Linked DNA regions of Homo sapiens: region 2 is linked to region 1. A link is an interaction called in ENCODE POLR2A ChIA-PET data of the cell type or tissue named here. Cell type or tissue: OCI-LY7. All regions are shown on one strand. Links, peaks and the distances in the headings refer to the core of each region. The heading gives the core; the rest is flanking DNA.

Evidence for each region. ChIA-PET counts read pairs that join two places held together with the same protein. Peaks named below come from ENCODE experiments on the same cell type or tissue, not always from the same donor. Only the 100,000 strongest peaks of a DNase experiment are listed, where the experiment ranks them.
Region 2: POLR2A ChIA-PET joins it to region 1 with 6 read pairs; 1 of 35 experiments calls an interaction of 5 or more read pairs at or near these places.

What each region holds. Positions count from the first base shown.
Region 1 is chr1:226,711,266-226,724,102 of GRCh38, reverse strand. The region is part of intron 2 of ITPKB (inositol-trisphosphate 3-kinase B); the gene reads left to right. Among named protein-coding and RNA genes, the nearest start is that of ITPKB, 22 kb to the left of the region's middle. RefSeq lists enhancers at 1-703, 5,912-6,411, 11,084-11,153, 11,654-11,733, 12,094-12,153 and 1 more. In OCI-LY7, for the core only: CTCF peaks have their summits at 6,686 and 6,892 (motif pointing right); a DNase peak (open chromatin) is centred at 6,652; H3K4me3 peaks cover 1,353 bases; H3K27ac peaks cover 2,048 bases.
Region 2 is chr1:228,477,676-228,486,240 of GRCh38, reverse strand. No RefSeq gene overlaps it. Among named protein-coding and RNA genes, the nearest start is that of RNF187, 5.4 kb to the left of the region's middle. In OCI-LY7, for the core only: no CTCF peak of the experiment used is centred there; DNase peaks (open chromatin) are centred at 6,630 and 7,090; H3K4me3 peaks cover 1,340 bases; H3K27ac peaks cover 1,754 bases.

The sequences.
Region 1 (12,837 bases), core at 5,360-7,859:
GAAGATGAAAGGAGATAATGCAGCTCAAGTACCGGGTGCAGAACAGGGGTGGAATAGAGGACACCCCTCCACCAGTTGTGAAGAGCGTTTTTAAGTGGATGCCCTAATCGCCTTCACCAATTGGCTCGAGTCACGTTGTCCCAAGTACAGCTAATTGTCGAAGATGATGACAAAACAGGCAGCAGGATTTATTTTTCCAGGGAGGTTCTTTAGTTGCAGGAGAGGCCTCACTTTGTTACTAGGGATTGGAACTTGAAGTTTAAAAAAACAATCCCCTGTATTCAGCTGCCGGCAAGAGGTGTCAGGTTACACACCCTGGGGACCAGCCTCTTTTTATTCTGTTTTGTAGGTGGAAACTGGCTGAGGTCATCCAGACACAAAATGCCCAGCATTTGGGGTGTGAAAGCCTCTGTCCCTTCCCTCCCTTCCCCTTGTTCCTCTGCTTTCTTGGTGCATCTTTTAGAGTCACTGTAGCTCATAAGAGAGCCAATGAAATATATACATATATATCTCTCTATACACACACACCCACACACACGTGTGTGTGTAGAACAACACTACTCTGTATCGGTGTGGCTTTTCTTACCAAGGAGGTCTCTGGACGTGTGTGATTTAATTAGTCTTCGTCTCTTCTCTGTGCCGCATCTGGTGCCAGGCCAGGCACGTGCTTATTAACACAGGCTCTCTCTGAGATTAAGGAGATGTTTTATCTTACTGCACACCCAGTGAGGCCCGTCACGTGTCCATTCACAGGGACTCAGGTCCAGGTGGCTCTGGGGTCTCTGAAGTACACTGTGCGTCACCCTGGCCTCCTCTTGAAGTGAGCCACAGAGAACCTACCCAGGACTTCCCAAGTCACAAGGCCATACTGTGCCCTTGTCATCTGGGCTGGGATGGTGGAGTGGAAGGAAAAGCCAGTCAGGTGACTGGACGGAGCTGATGAACCCCGAGCACACCAGCTCACTTCCAAGTCCCAGGAGGGCCTACTGGAACCCATGCAGGATCCGGGCTGGATGGCTACAGGTTCCATCTGAGCAGCACGGACTGGCGTCACCACAGCCCTGGGCATCCTGCCTGCCAAACCCTGGTCTCTACTCTGCTACACACAGGATGTGTGAAATGGAACTCTCTCCTTCCTTTCAGCTGTAATGGGTGGGGGGCAGGGGGAGCAGGTAGCCTGCAGGGTTGACCCCTGGGGGTTTGCATCTTTTCTGTCCAGGATGATCTATTCAAACCTTTTCTAGCCCCAGGACCCATTAGGCATCTGTACAGAGCTTCCAGGCTCTGAATGTGCAGTTTTGAGACGTTGCCCCTTTCTAGACATATGTGTCTCAGGCTCAGCCTGCCCTAACACCTCCCCAAGCCCCAGTTTCTTTCTGCCCTTTGCAGGATGAAGGGACTGATGTCTGGGAGGATTGAAACCACGAAAGGAGCTTGTTAGCACGTGGCAGTGTTGACCTCAGGGGTGGTCTGATGGCGAATGTGCTGGACAGTAACTCCCTTATTGCCCCAACCTGGAAATATACACAGAATGGTAATTAGTTTCGATCTCAGGGTAAAGCCATATGGAGCAGCGTCTGGGATGCTGTTTACCTTGCGGTATTACACTGTACATTAAAAATCAGCTGCTCTCTCCTGAGAGCCGAGCCGTCTCCCGCCTCTGCAGACTGCTGGTTAACCCCAAGAAGCTGAACGGAGCCCTGCAGGTTCTGGGTCCTTCCTGGCATCCTGTCTTTGGCATTTTGAACTGGCCTAGATTTTCTGGTCAGTCACCATTGGCCTCAAATACCACATTCCCAGGGGAAGGCAGGAGAGTCTCCTAGGAGTTGGAGTGGCAAGGAGCCCCAAGGATCCATGTTGTGCTTGAAGGGCGAGTGCCCTGAATGTACCAGGTGGCAGGTTGCTAGGAACCTTGAGCCTGGCCTCTGACTGTAGTTTGGGAACACTGACTTTGCAAAGAAGACTTGAGCAACTTCAGAAAATAGTTTATGGCTGGGTGCGGTGGCTCATGACTATAACCCCAGCACTTTGAGAGGCTGAGGTGGGTGGATTACCTGAGGTCAGGAGTTCGATTCCAGCCTGGCCAACATGGTGAAATCCCGTATCTACTAAAAATACAAAATCAGCTGGGTGTGGTGGTGCGCGCCTGTAATCCCAGCTAATCCTGAGGCTGAGGCAGGAGAATCGCTTGAACCCGGGAGGCGGGAGTTGCAATGAGCCCAGATTGTGCCACTGCACTCCAGCCTGGGCCACAAGAACAAAACTCCATCTCAAGAAAAAAAAAAAGAAAGAAAAGAAAAGAAAAAAAGGCCAGGTGCGGTGGCTCACGCCTGTAATCCCAGCACTTTGGGAGGCTGAGGCAGGTGGATCACCTGAGGTCAGGAGTTCCAGACCACCCTGACCAACATGGTGAAACCCCGTCTCTACTAAATACAAAATATTAGCCAGGCGTGGTGGCGTACGCCTGTAATCCCAGCTACTTGGGAGGCTGAGGCAGGAGAATTGCTTGAACCTGGGAGGCAGAGGTTGCAGTGAGCTGAGATTGCACCACTGCACTCCAGCCTGTGCAATAAGAGCGAAACCCCGTCTCAAAAAAAAAAGAAAATAGTTCAGTATGACCCCATGACCAGATGTCATAAAAGGGAACATAAGTTCCCCATAAAGGTATTTAAAAGTCAGTTGCCCAAAGGATAGGATGGAGGAGTCCTGGCTCATCAATATTTCTTTTATTTCTTTTTTTTTTTTTTTTTTTTTGAGACAGAGTTTTGTTCTTGTTGCCCAGGCTGGAGTGCAATGGCGAGATCTTGACTCACTGCAACCTCCGCCTCCTGGGTTCAAGCGATTCTCCTGCCTCAGCCTCCTGAGTAGCTGGGATTACAGGCATGTGCCACCACGCCTGGCTAATTTTGTATTTTTTTTTTAGTAGAGACGGGGTTTCTCCATGTTGGTCAGGTTGGGCTCGAACTCCCGACCTCAGGTGATCCACCCACCTCGGCCTCCCAAAGTGCTGGGATTATAGGCGTGAACCACTGCGCCCGGCCAATATTTTATTTTATTTTTTGAGATGGAGTCTTGATCTGTCGCCCAGGCTGGGGTGCACTGGCATGATCTCAGCTCATTGCAACCTCTGCTGCCCGGGTTCAAGCGATTCTTCTGCCTCAGCCTCCTGAGTAGCTGGGATTACAGACAGGTGCCACCATGCCTGGCTAATTTTGTGTTTTTAGTAGAGATGGGGTTTCAGCATCTTGGCCAGGCTGATCTTGAACCGCGTGATCTGCCCGTCTCGGCCTCCCAAAGTGCTGGGATTATAGGCATGAGCCACCACGCCCGGCCGCGCCCGGCCAATATTTCTTTTGAAATTCACTGGGAGTTATAATTTTACTACCAGTTCAATATGAATTAACAGGTGGTACGGCTGTAAAAAATACTAAACAGTCTTAGGATGCACAATAATAATAAAAATAATAGCAGCAATGATTTCAGAAGTGCCTATTATGTGCCAGGCATGTTCCGTCAAATACTTTATGTAATTTTTGCAGGGCATTCATTATTTTCCTCCTTTTAGAGATGAGGATGAGACATATAAATTGTTAGTCCCAAGCCCACAGCTGATCAATGGCAGGACTGGGATTTTAACTCATCTGAATCTCCCAAGTTCCTACCCTGTCCTCTCTGCCACCCATCAGCTGTCGCCTGGAGAACAGAGGAAGGTGGCTTTGAATTTAGTTCTGGGCCTTGTGCTTTAGGGGGACTGGGGACTAACTGAACTGAATGCAGAGGTGGATGGGTGGAGCAATGGGGCCTCTGAACCACAGCCCTGGGAGGTGGCTGAGGGAATTAGGATTGGTTGTTGCCGTGGAAATACTGGACCCCGGGGGAAAGAGAGTGTGTTCACATAGGTCCCCTGGAGTACCGTTTTAGTCTAGTTAAAAATTTTCTACTTGAGGAGGTGGAACTAAGAGTGGATTCTTTTCCTTATAAATGAATGGGCCTTTGTTTAAAAAAGGGATGTAATAGATGCAACTGCAGCAAAAGTGAGCTCCTGGAGCTGCCTCCTTAGGCTGATGAACTGGAAGAGAACTCTTAACCCTAAAGGGCAGGAAAAGGTTAAAGCTCCTCATTGCTGCAGACATAGCAGGGCAATAAGCCCCTGATAGCAGAAAAGGGGAGCACCCCAAGGCACTCACTCTGTAATCCGGGTCCCCAGGGACTCAGCCTGCCTCCCACAGGGAGAAGGGCAGATCTGCCCACGGGAAAGAGGGTTTCAGCAGATACAGAGCATGGATCTGCACGTGTCCAGATGCCTCAGGCCACCCAGAGAGAGCATCGTGGGCCTCTGTGCTGCGTGGGGCTTGCTAGGTACTGCTATACTGTGAAGCACCCAGGCAGCCTGGAGCTGCACGGCCTGCGCATGAGTCCAACAGGTACAAGCTGTTGTGGGCTTATAATGTCAGCACCTAAGCAGGAATTGAATGCAATCGAGTTGAGTTACCTGCCTCCAGGTAAATTAAGTTAAATCCTCATTTAAATTAGGAGACATGGGTGAGGGCCTAAAGGGGCCAGGACACAGAATGCCCAGGCTTTCAATAGGTGATATTCTCAATAGGTGATAGAGGTGAAGGGTGTGGCACCTCCCTGGAAAGGAGCACAGCTGCGGTCACCAAGTGAGGCTGTGGCCTCCATCGTAAAGGCCATGTGGGGCGGCAAGTGACCGACCACAGGGCACGGTAAGTCAGCAGGGAGCGACCACCAGGATTCCTTACCAAAGTTGGATTCCTCAGTCTCTGCTATGCTACCCTCAGAGATTCAGATTCAATTTTTTGTTTTGTTTTGTCCCGCTCTATTGCCCAGGCTGGAGGGCAGTGGTGTGATCTTGGCTCACTGGAACCTCTGCCTCCTGGGTTCAAGTGATTCTAGTGCCTCAGCCTCCCGAGTAGCTGGGATTACAGGCGTACGCCACCACAACTGGCTACTTTTTTTGTGTTTTTTAGTAGAGACGGGGTTTCACCATGTTGCCCAGGCTGATCTCAAACTCCTGGCCTCTAAGTGATCTGCCTGCCTCGGCCTCCCAAAGTGCTGAGATTACAGGCACGAGCCATCGTGCCGGCCCCCGATTCACTTTTTAGGAGGGGACATCTGTGTCATTTCCAGGTCTGGCTATTTTGAATAAAGCAGCTGTGAACATTCGTGTACACATTTTTGTGTGATGTAAGCCTTCATTTATTTGTGATAAATGCTCAGGAGTGCAGTTGCTGGGTCGTACAGTAGTTGCACATTCATTTCATATTTTACGAAACTGCCACACTGCTCTCCAGAGTGGCTTCACCATTTTACATCCCACAGCAGTGTATGAGTGCTGCAGCTTCTCCACATCCTTGCCAGCGTTTTATTTAGTAGCTAAGTAGCTACTTTTATTTTAGCCACTCTGGTAGGTATGCAGGTATGCAAGGCCATCTCATTGTAGGTTCTTTCTGTGTCTTGTTTTGTTTTGTTTTTTTTGAGACAGGGTCTTGTTCTGTAGCTTGCCCGGGTTGGGGTGCAGGGGGCAATCATGGCTCACTGCAGCCCTGACTTCCTAGATTCAAGGGATCCTCCCGCCTTAGCCTCCCAAGTAGCGATTTATAGGACAACAGGTATGCAGCACCATGCCCAGCTAATTTTAAAATTATTTTGTAGAGATGGGGTCTTGCTGTGTCGCCAAGGCTGGTCTCAAGTCTCCTGGCCTCCCAAAGTGCTGAGATTATGGGAGTGAGCCACCACGCCAGCCTTCATTGCAGTTTTAACTTGCTTTTCTCTTTTTTTTTTTTTTTTTGAGAAGTCTTGCTCTGTCGCTCAGGCTGGAGTGCAGTGGTGCGATCTTGGCTCACTGCAAGCTCCGCCTCCTGGTTTCAAGTGATTCTCCTGCCTCAGCCTCCCAAGTAGCTGGGACTACAGGTGCCCGCCACCACACCTGGCTAATTTTTGTATTTTTAGTAGAGACGAGGTTTCACTATGTTGGCCAGGCTGGTCTTGAATTTCTGACCTTGTGATCCGCCTGCCTCGGCCTCCCAAAGTGTTGGGGATTACAGGCGTGAGCTACCACGCCCGGCCAACTTGCTTTTCTCTAATGGCTGGCGATGTTAATTTTTTCACTGGCTTATTTACCGTCTCCTTCTGTGGAATGATCTGGCTTAGAAAATGAACAATTCCACAGAGGTGCTATAAAAACGGGCAGGGTGTCAAAAGCCTTGGCCTCCTGTTTGGGCTTTGCCTCTCAGGGCTTCAGGTGAAGGTGTTTGGTCATCTCTGAGGTCGCTTCCTGCTCCCAGTGTCCTCTGACTCCAGGATAGAGTCATGCCCCTTGGCGGGCAGCCCGGTGGGAGCTGTGGTGTGTAGGAGGCCCGGACGGCGGCCCCTGCCCACATGCCATCACCTCCCAGCTCCGTCTCCACAGGAGCTTACCCAGGCTGACTCACAGGTGCTGTATTATTTAAGGAAAGTTGTTTATTGATTGTTGGGGCCTGGAAATAAAAAGAAAAACAAAGAAGCAGATGCAGAGTGTCTCCTTGCCACCTCCCTCTGGGCGCCTCCGAGATGGTGGCTGAGGACCAGGCCCCACTCTGGGTGAGGCTTCCTTTCCGCCACTGGTGCTTCCCTTTGTCTCTCTGCAGCCTGGGCCTGTGCTTTGGGTTTAGTTTTGCAACATAGTCATGCTGAAGGTCCCAGAGATGCTTCCCCTTTTTATTGTAATTAAGCCAAAAAAGAAACATGGGGTATGTAATTTAGAACTACTCATAACCACAGAGATGGAAGGAATTTTCTCTTTAAAGCTAGCACTAGATTTCACCTTGCACCCTAGGCCACTTGCCCATGTCCTTGCCATCTTTTAACTCCTGTCTCAGGAGGGGGCAGCAGAAAGTAGTCTTGAGAGTTAATGGGATTGCTACTAGTTTGAGTACCTGCGGGAGGATTTGGTCTCCATCGAGAAACAGGGGAAGATGTCATCTGCTTAAGAAGGTATTTATGTTTGTTTTTCTGCCCGGTGATATACATGAACCCGGTAGTGTGTGAAATAAAGCATCTTAGTCCTCATTTCAGTGAATCAGAAGAAACTAAAAGGCATGGTTATTTCTCCCTCGGTATGATGAAGTCTATATAATATTTGCAAAATCTCCTTTGGTGAATTTGTATAAACAATCTATCACAAAGAAAGTATTGTTTTCTATATGGGCTTAAAGGATTTTTGGAAAATGGGCAGAGGATTTTCCCATGTATTCCCTGAGCCTGGGGAATGGAAATCATCTCATGGAGACAGATGACCACAGGCTTTCCACCCAGTCCCCGTGGCCCACTAGAATTGTCCAGCATGTTTCAGTGGTTATTTGATTGGGCTCAAGACCAAAGTTGGAACTGAATCAAATGATGGTTTGGTTCAGAATATTTTTCCGTTTTGGTACGTTTTGAAAACCTAGGTTTGATGCTGGTTGCAGTTGTTCAACAGATTTTTTAAAAAAAACTTTGAGTACAACACACACTGAGGCCTTTTGCGGGTGGAGGTAGGGAAAGCATCAGGATAAATAGCTAATGCATGTGGGACTTAATACCTAGGTGATGGGTTATAGGTGCAGCAAACCACCATGGCACTTGTTTACCTATGTAACAAAACTGCACATCCTGCATATTTATCCTAGAACTTCAAATAAAATAAAAACATTTTAAAAAGAAAATAAAAAGAGAAGATTTTTAGAAAAAAATAAAGAAAAAGATTTTAGAGCCACAGAATCTCTTTTTAGAGTATGGGAAGAACAGAAATTCTCTGGGTAGAGCAATTTTTGACAGAAGATGATTTGGGTTTATATGAGATATACAAAACTATTCTTACGCATTTTTACTGCATGCCACAACTTGGGATTTCTTAGTATTTTCCACATCAACCACACTACTTTAAGTCGTCTGGTTAGAAGTGTATGAACATGTTATAAGCTCAGAAAATGGCATGTAAAAGCAATAGAGGGCCAGGTGCGGTGGCTCACGCCTGTAGTGCCAGCACTTTGGGAGGCCGAGGTGGGCAGATTGCCTGAGGTCAGGAGTTTGAGACCAGCCTGGCCAACTTGGCAAAACCTCATCTCTACTAAAAATACAAAAATTAGCCGGGCATTATGACGGGCACCTGTAGTCCTAGCTACTCAGGAGGCTAAGGCAAGAGAATCACTTGAACCTGGGAGGCGGAGGTTTCAGTGAGCCGAGATCTTGTCACTGCACTCCAGTCTGGGCGACAGAGCGAGACTTCATCTCAAAAATAAATACATAAAAATAAAAGCAATAGAGTATTACAGTGTGAATCAGGAAATCTTGCACGTTTTGAAGGTTTCAAATGACTTGGTTTAATAAAGAAAGAAAACTTGTAATACCTAGAAAATTGACGTTGAATGGGAAAAATAAAACAAAATATTGCTATACAAAAACCTCTTGTTACATTCCTGACTCAATCTGATATTTGTGTTTGGTTTATTTGAATACATAAAATATATTATGGCCATTGGTGAGTAGTTAGTTCATTTTGATTCAAGTTACTTCTCCAGATGGCATCATTGTTATAAAATTTAATTTCCGTGAACTTACATTCTTCCAGGATGGTTGTGTGTGTTGATCTTCTGGTTTCTTAAATCTTCTGGGTCAGAGTTACTATACTTGCATTTGTGCTTCGCAATGAACTAGAATAAATACTTTCTATTAAAACCAGCAGAGGTTTTGCTAAAGAGAATGCACGCACAGGCCTTGTCTTTTTGGTGCAAGGTAGAGGGTTTTATCTACTACCTGCGACTAACTAGCTTTCAGAAAAGAGTGAACTAACGCTTTACCCATGGAGTTCACAAACGTTCATGGTGTACTGGCAGTAGGGATACATGTACAAGCATAGCTTAGTTCCTACCTTCTAGGGATTCGAAGTTTAGTAGAGGAGGCAGATTGTAATACCTAATACCTATTATGCTTTTATTATGTGGTAGTCATTGAAGGAGAAGTTAAGTGACATGTCTAAAATCATAGTAATAGAAGAGTCAGGCTATGAACCAAGATATTCTTAGAGTTTCTCATCGTTGGCATTTAGGGACAGATACTTTTCAGTTGTGTGGGGCTGCTCTGTGTACTGTAGGATGTTTAGCAGTATCTCTGGTCAGTAGCACCTCCCCCCATTTGTGACAACCAGATGTCTCCAGACATTGCCAAATGTCCCCCATGGGGAGAATCGCCCCTGATTGAAAAGCACTGCTCTAGAGCCTGCTCTTGTGCCCACCACTCTGTACTGTCTTCCCAGATGAGTGAATGCTATGGGAGAGAATAAGCATGTTTACAGTGTGAAGTCCCAATTCCTGCTGACAGCAGAGGACAGATGCCAACACTACCTAGGGTGGTGGAGAAGAGAAATATTCTCAGATATGGTGCCATTGGAGTTGAATTTTGAAGGGATTCACGTAGTCAGAGAAAAAGGAAGACTATCTGGAGTAAAGGGATGTGTGTGCACAAAAGCATGGCAGCAGGAGGAAGCAGGGCAACCTTGAGGATGACAGGTAGTTTTCTATAGACCCTTTAATTTACTCTTCAGTGCTGTTCTCTTGTTTCCTCTGTTCAAACAGCAAGCCAGGGTTACAGCAGCTCTTCATGTCATTCTTACTTCAAATCAAAGGTGTTGTGTTAGTCAGGATGAGCTAGGTTATGTTGCAGTAACAAACAGCCCCAGAATTGGCAGCAGAAAACAAGAAAGGTTTATTTTCTGCTCATGCCACATACCTGATCTGGGTCAGCTGTGGTCTCATGGTGCTGGTTACTGTACAGAGGGAATGAGAACATGGTGAATCACATACTGACTTGTAAAGCTACATTCCAGACAAGCAACACTTACCACTTCTGCTCACATTTAATTGGCCAGGTAAGTCTGCTGTCCTCACCTAATTTTAAGGGGCCAAGAGAGTAGAGTCCTACCATGTGCCCAGGAGAACTAGAAATATTTGGGGACAGCACTCAGGTGTACCATAGATGTCAGAGGCTCATACCTGAAATGTTCAAGCACACACAACTCATTGTCTGCTCTCTGAGAGCCTCCTAGCTTGGCTTTCAAGAAGGGCCCTTTGCCATAGACGGTCAAGATTTTAAAAAATATCAATTATCTGAGTAAGTCAAGGAAAGTCCTTGTGGGACCAGGTCACAAGCCCTCAGTTTTTAGAGTCAGGATGTTGGGGTGGGAGTGATAGAACTGATTGAAGTCAATATAGCCTGGATGTGGTAGATTGTTTTATGTGGAGGGGTAGTTGTTCAGGACACTGATTGTTATCTGAACACCCAGGATGCTTTCTTTGGCTGTCACTGTAGTAAAAAGAACAGTTTTAAAGCCTGAGCCAAGTGTCAAGCAGCAGGAGGGTGTCCTTCGTGAACTCTGAATTTATGGGGCTGAGTCTGAGAGCGAAGAGATGCCAACAGTAGCGACTGAGAACATTCTGGATGATTTTAGTAAACCCCGAACAAATTCCTTATACACCAAGGAGCATTCTCCTTGTTAGAAATTCCTCCAGACCACGACTCTGGCCCTGGCCCTGGGGTGAGGAGATAGGGTGCCTGGCCGTAGTGGATCTAAAACGGGATGACACCGGAAACCTGTGGGGAGGACGCCGTCCTTGTCGCCCCTTGACAGAGGGGGCACAGAGGCCTTAGAGAAACAAAAATAAAAATAGCAATTGTTTGCCACTTCCCTCCCTAATAAAGTGTTCTCTCCAAACCTGGTTTCCACTCTATTTCTGAACTGTTTCGCCCCATGGTGTGTAGGAAGCCAGGGTAAATGTGGGAGTGGGAGGAAGGGGACACAGGCAGCAACTCAAAGGAAGGCAGAATTAGTAGCCGTCTGGGAACCGGGGGCGGGGGCATTCTAGAAATGCGAAGAGGTCGAATAGCCAGCTGGGTCCGGAGTCTCCTCACCTCTGGTGTCTTAGCGGAGCATGAGTGTGTATGTATGTGTGTGTATATGTGTGTATATTTATTTGCGCATATGCACGTGTGTATGTGTGTGTGCATGCATGTGTGTATATGGGTAAGTGTGCAGTGTGTGTTTACGTGCATGCATGCATGTATGGGTGTAGATATGTGGGTGTGTAGATAAGTGTGGGTGGGCACATGCGTACACCCACTGGAGGGGTGCGATGGAAGTTGTGTGCAGCTGCGTGAGCGTTACTGACCATCCTGTGGTTTGCTGATAGCTGCTTAATCTGGGTTGTGTGTTTCCTCCCTCCCCAAGCAGACACTCAGGGTGCTCCGTGATGCACCGGGACGCTAATATTTTCACACCTGCAATCTGTATTGTTCTTTTCTCCTTCGGAGAGCAATATTGCCCTTCTGGGTGCTTAAGCAGGAAACACAGGACCAGATAATTTAAGAGGAGCCTTAATGCTCAGGGCCAGAACAGACAGACGGGCCTGAACAAGGTCACAGGCCGTCCAGGGAGTGCAGGGCTAGGGCAATGCCAGCCCACTTCCTTCCAGCCGAGCGCTCCCTTCACGGTGACCACCTTCCCTTCAACGTCTTTGTTTCCCGGCTGTAAAATGGGCATGTTGCATACAGCTATGTAGGAAGTGTTTGCAAGTGCCCAGGCTCTGGGAATTTGAGTAAAGAAGGCCCTTTGTCAGTGGCGCACACAGCCTCGGCTTTCTTCACCTTGTCAGTTGTCCATTCAGGTGGAGTAGCTATGAACACCCACTTACCCTTCACGTATCCTAGGATCAGGACTGTGCCTGCAGTGACCACGAAGGCTGGGGAGCCAGATGGCTATGGACCTCACGAGGGCCTGCCAGTTCCCAGGAAGGGGGTCTGGGCTGCCAGGACAGGGGGCAGCAGCAGGACTCAGAGAGAGGGGTTGCCTCGCAGTGAGCCCTGCCCATCTCTCGTGCGGTGGGAAGGTGGTTTAAACCCTGCCCTTACCCCATGCTCTGAGGTCTCCGGAAGACACAGGTGCTATATATAAAACTAAGACTATTATCTCACTCTTGCTAAGTTTCCACCCTCGCGGCTTACTGTACACCACCGGGGAGAACATTTCCTGAAGCCCTTCTCCCGGAGCTCTGAGGCCAGGGTGAGGGACGCCTTCTGAGAGAGAAAACCTTCCCCGCAGGGAGGCCTTTTGCAGAACAGGGAGGAGAATAAAAATGTCCAGGCAAATGCCCAACCTCACCCTAGTGAGCTTCCCACTAGCTGAGCTGGGGACCAACATGGTACCAGCCTACAGGGAAGCCCCTCATCTTCCCCCTTTTGCCTTTTAACATGGAGTCTCTGGGTCAGGGATGGACACGGTGGTGAGGGATGCTAAGTATGAGCAGACACCCTAGTGGGTTCAGCTCAAACTCCAGAGGGGATGGGGATGGGCAACACTCCTGAGGAACTTCTGTTCAGCACTCGTCATCGCCAGGACAAATGATGGGAGGTCCAGGTTGGGAGGTTTCCATTTAAGCGTTGGTTCCTTGCAATTTCCCTGGGTAGTTTTTTCAAACAACCCATGATTGTCATTTTCGGTCGGACGATCCCCATTGTTTGGGACTGTCCAGCACACTGAAGGTCACTGAGCATCTGGGCATCTGGGCCTTGGAGCACTATTTGCCATTGTGCAACATACACAACACACACACACACACACACACACACTCTCTCTCTCTCTCTCTCTCTCTCTCTCTCTCTCTCTTTCAAAACACCCTCTAGGGCTGGAGGCAGGTACTGCATCTGGTTAGGAACCACTGCAAGGAATTATTTACCTTGGCAACATCTCAAGAGGATATCGAACTGGAGTCAAAGGATTTTGGGGAGGTGGAGTAGGAAGGAGGT
Region 2 (8,565 bases), core at 5,939-8,438, 1.8 Mb before region 1:
TACACCCGGCCGTTAGCTTTTCTTTAAAAAATAAATTTAAAGGAAAGAAATAAGCCTTTGGGAAGAGCAATCTTGTGTTTTTGTTTTTTAATTATTTTGAAAACAAGCAAGCATGGTTAAAATAAGATTGTGCAAGTTTTGCATTTTAAAAAATTAATCTGGGCCGGGCGCCGTGGCTCACGTCTCTAATCCCAGCACTTTGCGAGGCCGAGGCGAGCGGATCACAAGGTCAAGATATGAGACCATCCTGGCTCATGGTGAAACCCCGTCTCTACTAAAAATACACAAATTAGCCGGGCGTGGTGGCGCATGCCTGTAATCCCAGCTACTCAGGAGGCTGAGGCAGGAGAATCACTTGAACCAGGGAGTCGGAGGTTGCGGTGAGCCAAGATCGTGCCACTGCACTCTAGCCTGGCGACAGAGCGAGACTCTGTCTTAAAAAACAAAAACAAAAAAAAATTTTTATAAATCTGTATTCCAAGCAAGCGCAGGATCTAATGAGGTATTTTTGTCTTTGTGAAGATTTTTTAAATCGACTTGGAAATGCACTAGATGCCCGTGGGAAACATGAATAGTAAACCGAGGTTATTTCTGTGTAGTAAAGATTAGAGGCTTCCAGCCGAGCCTTGCTGATATTGTTGAGTCAACTAGGAACTTGCTGGAGAGAAAAGTAAAAAATATAAAAAATGAGCAAACTTCATAATGAACTAATCTTGTGAATGAGAAAATATCAAAAATTATAATTAAAGGCAAATAGCCAAATTAGGAACATTGTAACCACAAATATACAAAGAGTTTATAAAATTAGGTAAGGAAAAGCATGATGGAAAATACACCTTGTCATGGGATTTTTCAAATCACAAAAAAAAAAGCACACAAATGATTGAACACACATGAGAAAAAAATGTACACTCTGCCCAGTTAAGAAAGAGGAAAATAAAACGAGACTCTCTTTCTTTCCACTATTAAGTAAGCAGACCAAACAAAAAAAAGGAAACTTGGCCGGGAGCCGTGGCTCAGGCCTGTAAACACAGCACTTTGGGAGGCCGAGGCGGGTGAATCATCTGAGGTCAGGAGTTCAAGACCAGCCTGGCCAACATAGTGAAACCCTATCTCTACTAAAAATACAAAAATTAGGCTGGATGTGGTGGCACACGCCTGTAATCCCAGCACTTTGGGAGGCTGAGGCAGGTGGATCACAAGATCAAGAGATCGAGACCATCCTGGCCAACATGGTGAAACCCCGTCTCTACTAAAAATACAAAAATTAGTTGGGCATGGTGGTGCACGCCTGTGGTCCCAGCTACTTGAGAGGCTGAGGCAGGAGAATAGCTGGAACCGGGAGACGAAGGTTGCAGTGAGCCGAGATCATGCCACTACACTCCAACCTGGCGACAGAGCAAGACTCCCTCAGTTTCAAAAAAAAAAAAAAAATACAAAAATTAGCCAGGCATGGTGGCACGTGCCTGTAATCCCAGCTATTTGGGTGGCTGAGGCAGGAGAATCGCTTGAACCTGGGCGGTGGAGGTTGCAGTGAGCCGAGATCACACCACTGCACTCCAGCCTGGGCAACAGAGTGAAACTCCATTTCAAAAAAACAAAAAACAGAAAACAAACAAACAAAAAAAACACTTGATTCTGTGAATACTGCTTCTTGTAATCCACGTAGCAGTATCGATTAAGGATTTTCTGATTGGAATTCCTTTTCTTAGAAAACAAACTATAAAAATAACAGGAAATGAAAATAATAAAAATTGGGTTGTAAAAAATTGGGCTGTTTTGTTTTGTTTAGAAATGTGGCTGGGAGAGGTGGCTCATGCCTGTTAATCCCAGCACTTTGGGAGGCTGAGGTGAGTGGATAGCTTGAGCCCAGTAGTTCAACACCAGCCTGGGGAACATGGCAAGAACCTGTCTGTACAGAAAATTTTTAAAATTTAGCTGGGCGTGGTGGCACGCACCTGTGGACCCAACTACTTGGGAGGCTGAGGTGGGAGGATCACCCGAGCACAGGAGATTGAGCCTGTAGTGAGCCGTGATCATGCCACTGCACTCCAGCCTGGGAAATGAGAGAATTTTTTAAGACCTTGTCTTAAAAAAAAGAAAGAGAGAGAGAGAGAGAGAGAGAGGTGGGGGCGGGGGGTGGGGGAGAGAAGGAAGGAGTGGAGGGAGAGAGGAAGGAAGGAAGAAAGGGAAAAGAAAAAGAAGAAAGGAAGGAAAGAAAGAAAAGGAAGGAAGGAAGGAGAAAAAGAAGGAAGGAAAGAAAGAGAGAAAGGAAGGGAGGGAGGGAGGAAGGGAGAGGAAGAAAGAGAAGAAAGAAAGAGAAATGTATGTCATATCACTATTCATTTTGGAGAAAAAAAAAAAAACCTTGAAGGTCCAATACTAGGGGCATGGCTTAGCAAATGGTAGCAGCCATGAACTTGCACATGTGTGCATTAGAGACTTTTGGAAGTATACACTGGCAAAGATTGTTGCCTGAAAGCCTCTCTCCCTTACCACCAGCAGAATCCACATTGTGTGGTGCCAGCATCCCCACTTCCCAAGACAGGGTGGCTGGTGTAGGTGCCAAGGGGAACCCTTGGTCCTCTCAAATTTTGATGAAAAATTGCAAAAGGCTGGTCGCGGTGGCTCACGCCTGTAATCCCAGCACTTTGGGAGGCCGAGGCTGGCAGATCACAAGGCCAGGAGATGGAGACCATCCTGGCCAACACGGTGAAACCCCATCTCTACTGAAAATACAAAAATTAGCTGGGCATGGTGCTGCATGCCTGTAGTCCCAGCTACTCGGGAGGCTGAGGCAGGAGAATCGCTTGAACCCAGGAGACGGAGGCTACAGTGAGCTGACATAGCATCACTGCACTCCAGCCTGGGTGACAGAGCCAGACTCTGTCTCAAAAAAAAAAAAAAAAGAAAGAAAAATTGCAAAAGGCAGATCAATTGGAGAAAAGGCAGACACATTTATTTACTGTGTCTATACAAACCTAAAGATATGGGGGAAATCGTCCTTTTTTTTTTTTTTTTTGAGACGGAGTCTTGCTCTGTCACCCAGGCTGGAGTGCAGTGGCGCGATCTCGGCTCGCTGCAACCTCCGCCTCCCGGGTTCAAGCGATTCTCCTGCCTCAGCCTCCCGAGTAGCTGGACTACAGGCACGTGCCATACCGCCCGACTAAGTTTTTGTATTTTTAGTAGAGACGGGGGTTCACCGTGTTAGCCAGGATGGTCTCGATCTCCTGACCTTGTGATCCGCCCACTTCGGCCTCCCAAAGTTCTGGGATTAGAGGCGTGAGCCACCATGCCTGGCCAAGATATGAGGGAAATCATCCATTTTTATGCTTAGGTTCCACAAGGTATGGACAGCCATGCAGAAATAGAATTGGGCAAATAGGGTCGGAGCTAATGAGAAGAGCCTAAGTGGGGACACCCAGCCAGGCCTGTCTGTCTAGATTCTTATGGCCTCTCTGAGCAGTCTTCCTTCCTTCCTTCCTTCCATCCAGGACCCTCTCTGGAGTGAGGGTCTTAAGATCTACAGTCTAACAAGGTAGGTCAGATCATTTCTTCATGGCTGGGTTTTACACAGAAAGGCAGAAAGAAAATTAGAGTCATATTTTTTAAGTGTTATAGCTGGCTTTGGGTTCTAGTTTCTATGACTCACCTTGAGGAAGAGGGATTCTAGTTTCTATGGCCAGACAGGGGAGAATGAGGGGCTAGAGACAGAGGGCCAGAGAAGGTCAGAGAAAACTTTTTGCTTCTGAGGCTGCTTAGGATGTCCTCATTTTGGGTCTTGTTTTCTGAGCCTCCTGGCACTTCTCTGTCCAGCCTCCCTCCTCTCTACCCTCCAGATTAGAGACTGAGCCTGATGCCGTTTGAGCACTCAGTTGGGTGGGGAAAGAGTACTCCTCCTCCCTCATGTGCCTCTTGAACTGTTTGGAAAATTGAAGGCTTTCACTTTCTGATCAGAGACAGGATCAAAGTGGGCAGTGGGTTTTTTGTTTGTTTGTTTGTTTGTTTGTTTTTTCTCAGCATGACATCTCATAGATTCCACAAAGACAGAAGAACATTGACGAGTCTTGGATGTCTCTGGGCTCTTGAATTCCCATCGCATTGGCATCAAAGAACTGAATAAGACACTGTTCCGCCACAAAACGGTGCTGGATGCTGAACCATCATCTTCTCAGGATAATATTTTCAACTGATTAATGTAAAATGTTTGGGGATTTCACTGGCAACCACAAAAGCATGTGAATATTTTCTCTAAGAGTGCGATGAAGTCTTTTTTTTTTTTTTTTTTTTTTTTTTTTGTGAGACAGAGTCTCACTCTGTCCCCCAGGCTGGGGTGCAGTGGCACAATCTCAGCTCACTGCAACTTCTGCCTTCTGGGCTCAAGCAATTCTCTTGTCTCAGCCTCCCGAGTAGCTAGGACTAAAGGCACCTGCCACCACGCCCAGCTAATTTTTGTATTTTTAGTAGAGACAGGGTTTCACCTTGTTGATCAGGCTGGTCTTAGACTCCTGACCTCAGGTGATGCACCTGACCTCAGGTGATGCACCTGCCTTGGCCTCCCAAAGTGTTGGGATTACAGGCGTAAGCCACCACTCCTGGCCAGTCTTTTTTTTTTTTTTGTAAGGCAACAGAAACAACCAAAAAATGGATGACTAGAAGAGAGGTAAACGATTCTAATTATAGGAAATTTTTGAGACAGTCTTACTCTGTCACCCAGGCTGGAGTACAGTAGCATGATCTCGGCTCACTGCAACCTCCGCCTCCTGGGCTCAAGCAATTCTCCTGCCTCAGCCTCCCTGGTAACTGGGACTATAGGCACACACTACCACACCCGGATAATTTTTGTATTTTTAGTAGAGATGGGGTTTCACCATGTTGGCCAGGCTAGTCTCGAACCCGTGACCTCATGTGATCCACCCGCCTCAGCCTACCAAAGTGCTGGGATTACAGTTGAGAGCCACCACACCCAGCCTTAATTACAGGAAATTTTAATCCCACATTTCCCTTGTATATTTGATGTGTCTTTTGTTATATGTATTTTATGGCATTGCGGGTTACCCTGTTTAAAATTGTAGTCTCACAAATCAGAGTGTACAAAAACGAATGTTGAAGAGGCCATAAGCTGTGTATTTAAAAGAAATATGGGAGATGCAAGGATGTTTGGATAGGAAGATATGACTTGGGAAATCTCATGTCCGGCACAGGGAAAAAGGAATCTGAAGTAATTAATTTTCATTGCTCCTAAAAGGCGAAATACAACTAAGAAACACAACTTCCTACGTGGTATGAAGTCACTCTGCTCTTCTGCCTGAGAAAATTGTCAGAATAGAAATGGAGTCACGAATGTTCACAAAACCCTGACCAATAGGATTGGAGAAGTCCTGAAGAGAAGATTTTTGGGCTTGCATGCCTGATTTAAAAAAAAAAAGAGACTACAAAAACCACAGCCTTGCTCAGAGGACATCGCCAGGGTACACAAAAAAGACATTTGCAAGGACATCTCCCCAGTAACCTCCTGTTTAACTTCGGACTGGTGTCACCCTTGTTATTGATATTTCTAACCACAGATAATTATTTCAAAACAATTATGTAATTCTTCTTATTTTTTTCCTTTAAAAACCTTTGTCTTCCTTTACCTCTCTGAATACGCACTTACTTTTTACTATGGCACACGTATTCCCATTGCAATGCTTTATTCCCAAATAAATTTCTTTTAGAGAGCTTGTCTCGGTTTATTTCAGTTGACACCAAATTTTCTATGTGTAAGTGAAAAAAAGGTAGGGGGGAATCATAAAGTGTCAAAATGGAGAGATGTCTTCCAGATGGTTCAGTCCAGTCCCTGTGTCTTACTAAAGGAGACTAAGCATGTTAACACACACACACAAACACACACACACACACACACTCCAACCTGCTGAAAATAAAGTCTCTTTTTAAACATTTCTGTCTACATTGTTCTGGTGTTAGAATTGCACTGGAGGACGCCCAGCTGGTGTCCACTGGGGAATCTGCAGAGTTGCTTGCTTGGTGTGTGGGAAAACACTCCTGCCAACATCTGGTGGCAGAAGGGTCATGTTGAGTGGAGAGTTGGAAAAAAACATGTCCATTGATTTTTCCTGTATGTCTTGAGTTGCAGGGGATGGAAACCCCTTTCCTTTAAGCAAGGAAAATGGGTTTAACAGGCAAGGTACTTGGGAGTGTGTGTGTGTGTGTGTGTGTGTGTGTGTGTGTGTGTGTGTACATAAGAGGGGGCCCACACAGGCTGGTGATAAAGGTGGACTCTGAGCTGAGATGTATGCTTTTTAACTAGAGCCTTGTGCCTGAGTAGAGTAGCATGCAATAAATGATACCTGAGCAGTTCTGTACCTACACCAGATCTGTTTGGAGGGCACAACTCATGCTGCATGTTTCAACCACAGTCAAATAAATAATACAATTCAAAATGTCTTCTTGGCTCTTCAATCTCACATGCATTTAGGCAATCCCACCCTTGCCTCACTAAAATGAGTGCCCACTGATGACCACAACCTTATCCAACATGGTTCTCAAATCGAGGACACATTACAAATGGGCTGATGGCATCAACTCCCACAAGCCTCTGTGTGCTGCTTTGATGTGTCAGGAGCTTTAGGTTGCGGGTGACAGGACCTAACTGCAGATGGCTGTAAATGACAGTGGAGGAGGGTGGCCTGTGGCTCCTGAGACTGCAAGTGCAGCCTGATACTGTCAGGCAGTGTGAGCCCTGGGAGCCTGGGGATGTCCCAGGACACACACTTCTTCCTCCGTCCCCTTCCTCCTGGGTGGTCCCCCTACAGCCCCAGGCAATTGTCTCCTCAAGGCCAAATGGCCAGGTCGGGCTTCCATTGACAGCCACTCCAGCCCAGCAAATCAGAGCTCCCCTCCTCCAGATATCCAGGGTGGGTGTTGGGCCAGGCACTGATGCCATTATCATGACCAGGGAAGGGCCTGAGGACCCAGTGGTCAGACCTCCCATCATGGGCTGGAACCAGCTCCGGCCAGAGAAAGAGGATGCATTCGAGCAGGGCCCAAGCCCAGAGCCACACACCAGCTAGGGGCCAAGGGAGAAAAGGAAGGAAATGACGAAGGGGCCTGATTAAAAAAGAAAAAAAAAAAAAAAAACCACAGCCTTGCACAGATACCATCGCCACCACAGACAAAAATGAGGGACTGTGGTCACCTGCAGGGCCAGAGACAGCATGGGTGGGCTGGGCTACCATCCATACCTCAACATCCAGGAGCCCTGGCCTCTCTCACTGCAACCCTCCACGCAGGCAGAGATAACGTTCACAAAATTAACTGCTACCCTTAAAGATGGCGAATATTAAGCTAACTGTATTATCCAATATTATGGATAGCCTTTGCATAATTTTTAAACCTTTCAACTTAAAAACTCATGTCAAAACCAATTACTCAATGTTTCATTTTAAATGCAATTGTAATGGTAATCTTTTCAATATTTCAGATGTCAAAATTGCTCAAAAAATTAGGATTCTAAATATCTAAATATACCCGTGAAAGGAAAATAAATCTTGGGGCCCCAAAGTCACTTGGCTAAAGAGAAAAGTCAAGCTGGGAACTGCTTAGGGCCAACCTGCCTCCCATTCTATTTAAAGTCACCCGTCTGCTCACTGAAATAGATGCATATCTGATTGCCTCCTTTGGAAAGGCAAATCAGAAACTCAAAAGAATGCAACTGTTTGTGTTTCACCTATTTGTGACCAGGAAGGCCCCTCCCCACTTTGAATCTTTCTGCCTTTGCTTCAGGTTTTCCTGCCTTTCCAGACTGAACCAATGTACTTACATATATTGACTGATGTCTCATGTCTCCCTAAAATGCATAAAACCAAGCTGTGCCCCGAGCACCTTGAGCACTTGTCGTCAGGACTTCCTGAGGCTGTGTCATGAGTGCCTGTCCTCAACCTTGGCAAAATAAACTTTCTAAATTAACTGAGACCTGTCTCAAATTTTCAGAGTTCAAATACCTAAGGTATTTCTATTTTATTTACTTACTTAAGAGATGCATTCTCAGTGTCCTTTAGTTCAATCTAATCCTTATGCCTATCAAAAGACAAAATTACAACAAATTTAGAGACATAATGTTTTTAAAATTATTATTATTATTATTATTATTATTATTATTTTGAGACAGGGCTTTGCTCTTGCTCTGTTGCCCAGGCTAGAGTTCAATGGCGCAATGAGGGCTCACTGCAGCCTCCACCTCCCTGGCTCAAGCAATCTTCCCACCTCAATCTCCCAAGTAGCAGAGACTACAGGTGTGTGCCATCAAGTCTGGCTAAGTTTTAAAATTTTTTGTAGAGAAAAGGTTTCACCATGTTGCCCAGGCTTGTCTCAAACTCCTGGGCTCAAGTGGTCCTCCCACCTCAGCCTTCTAAAGTGCTGGGACTACAGGCATGAGCCACCATGCCTGGCCTAGAAGCTAAGATATTTCTAAACTGAAAGTAATAATAATAATAGGTATTATTATTATTATTCTAAGCCTTTGATTCACTATATATAAAGCAATTCCATAATCCTGACCCAAGC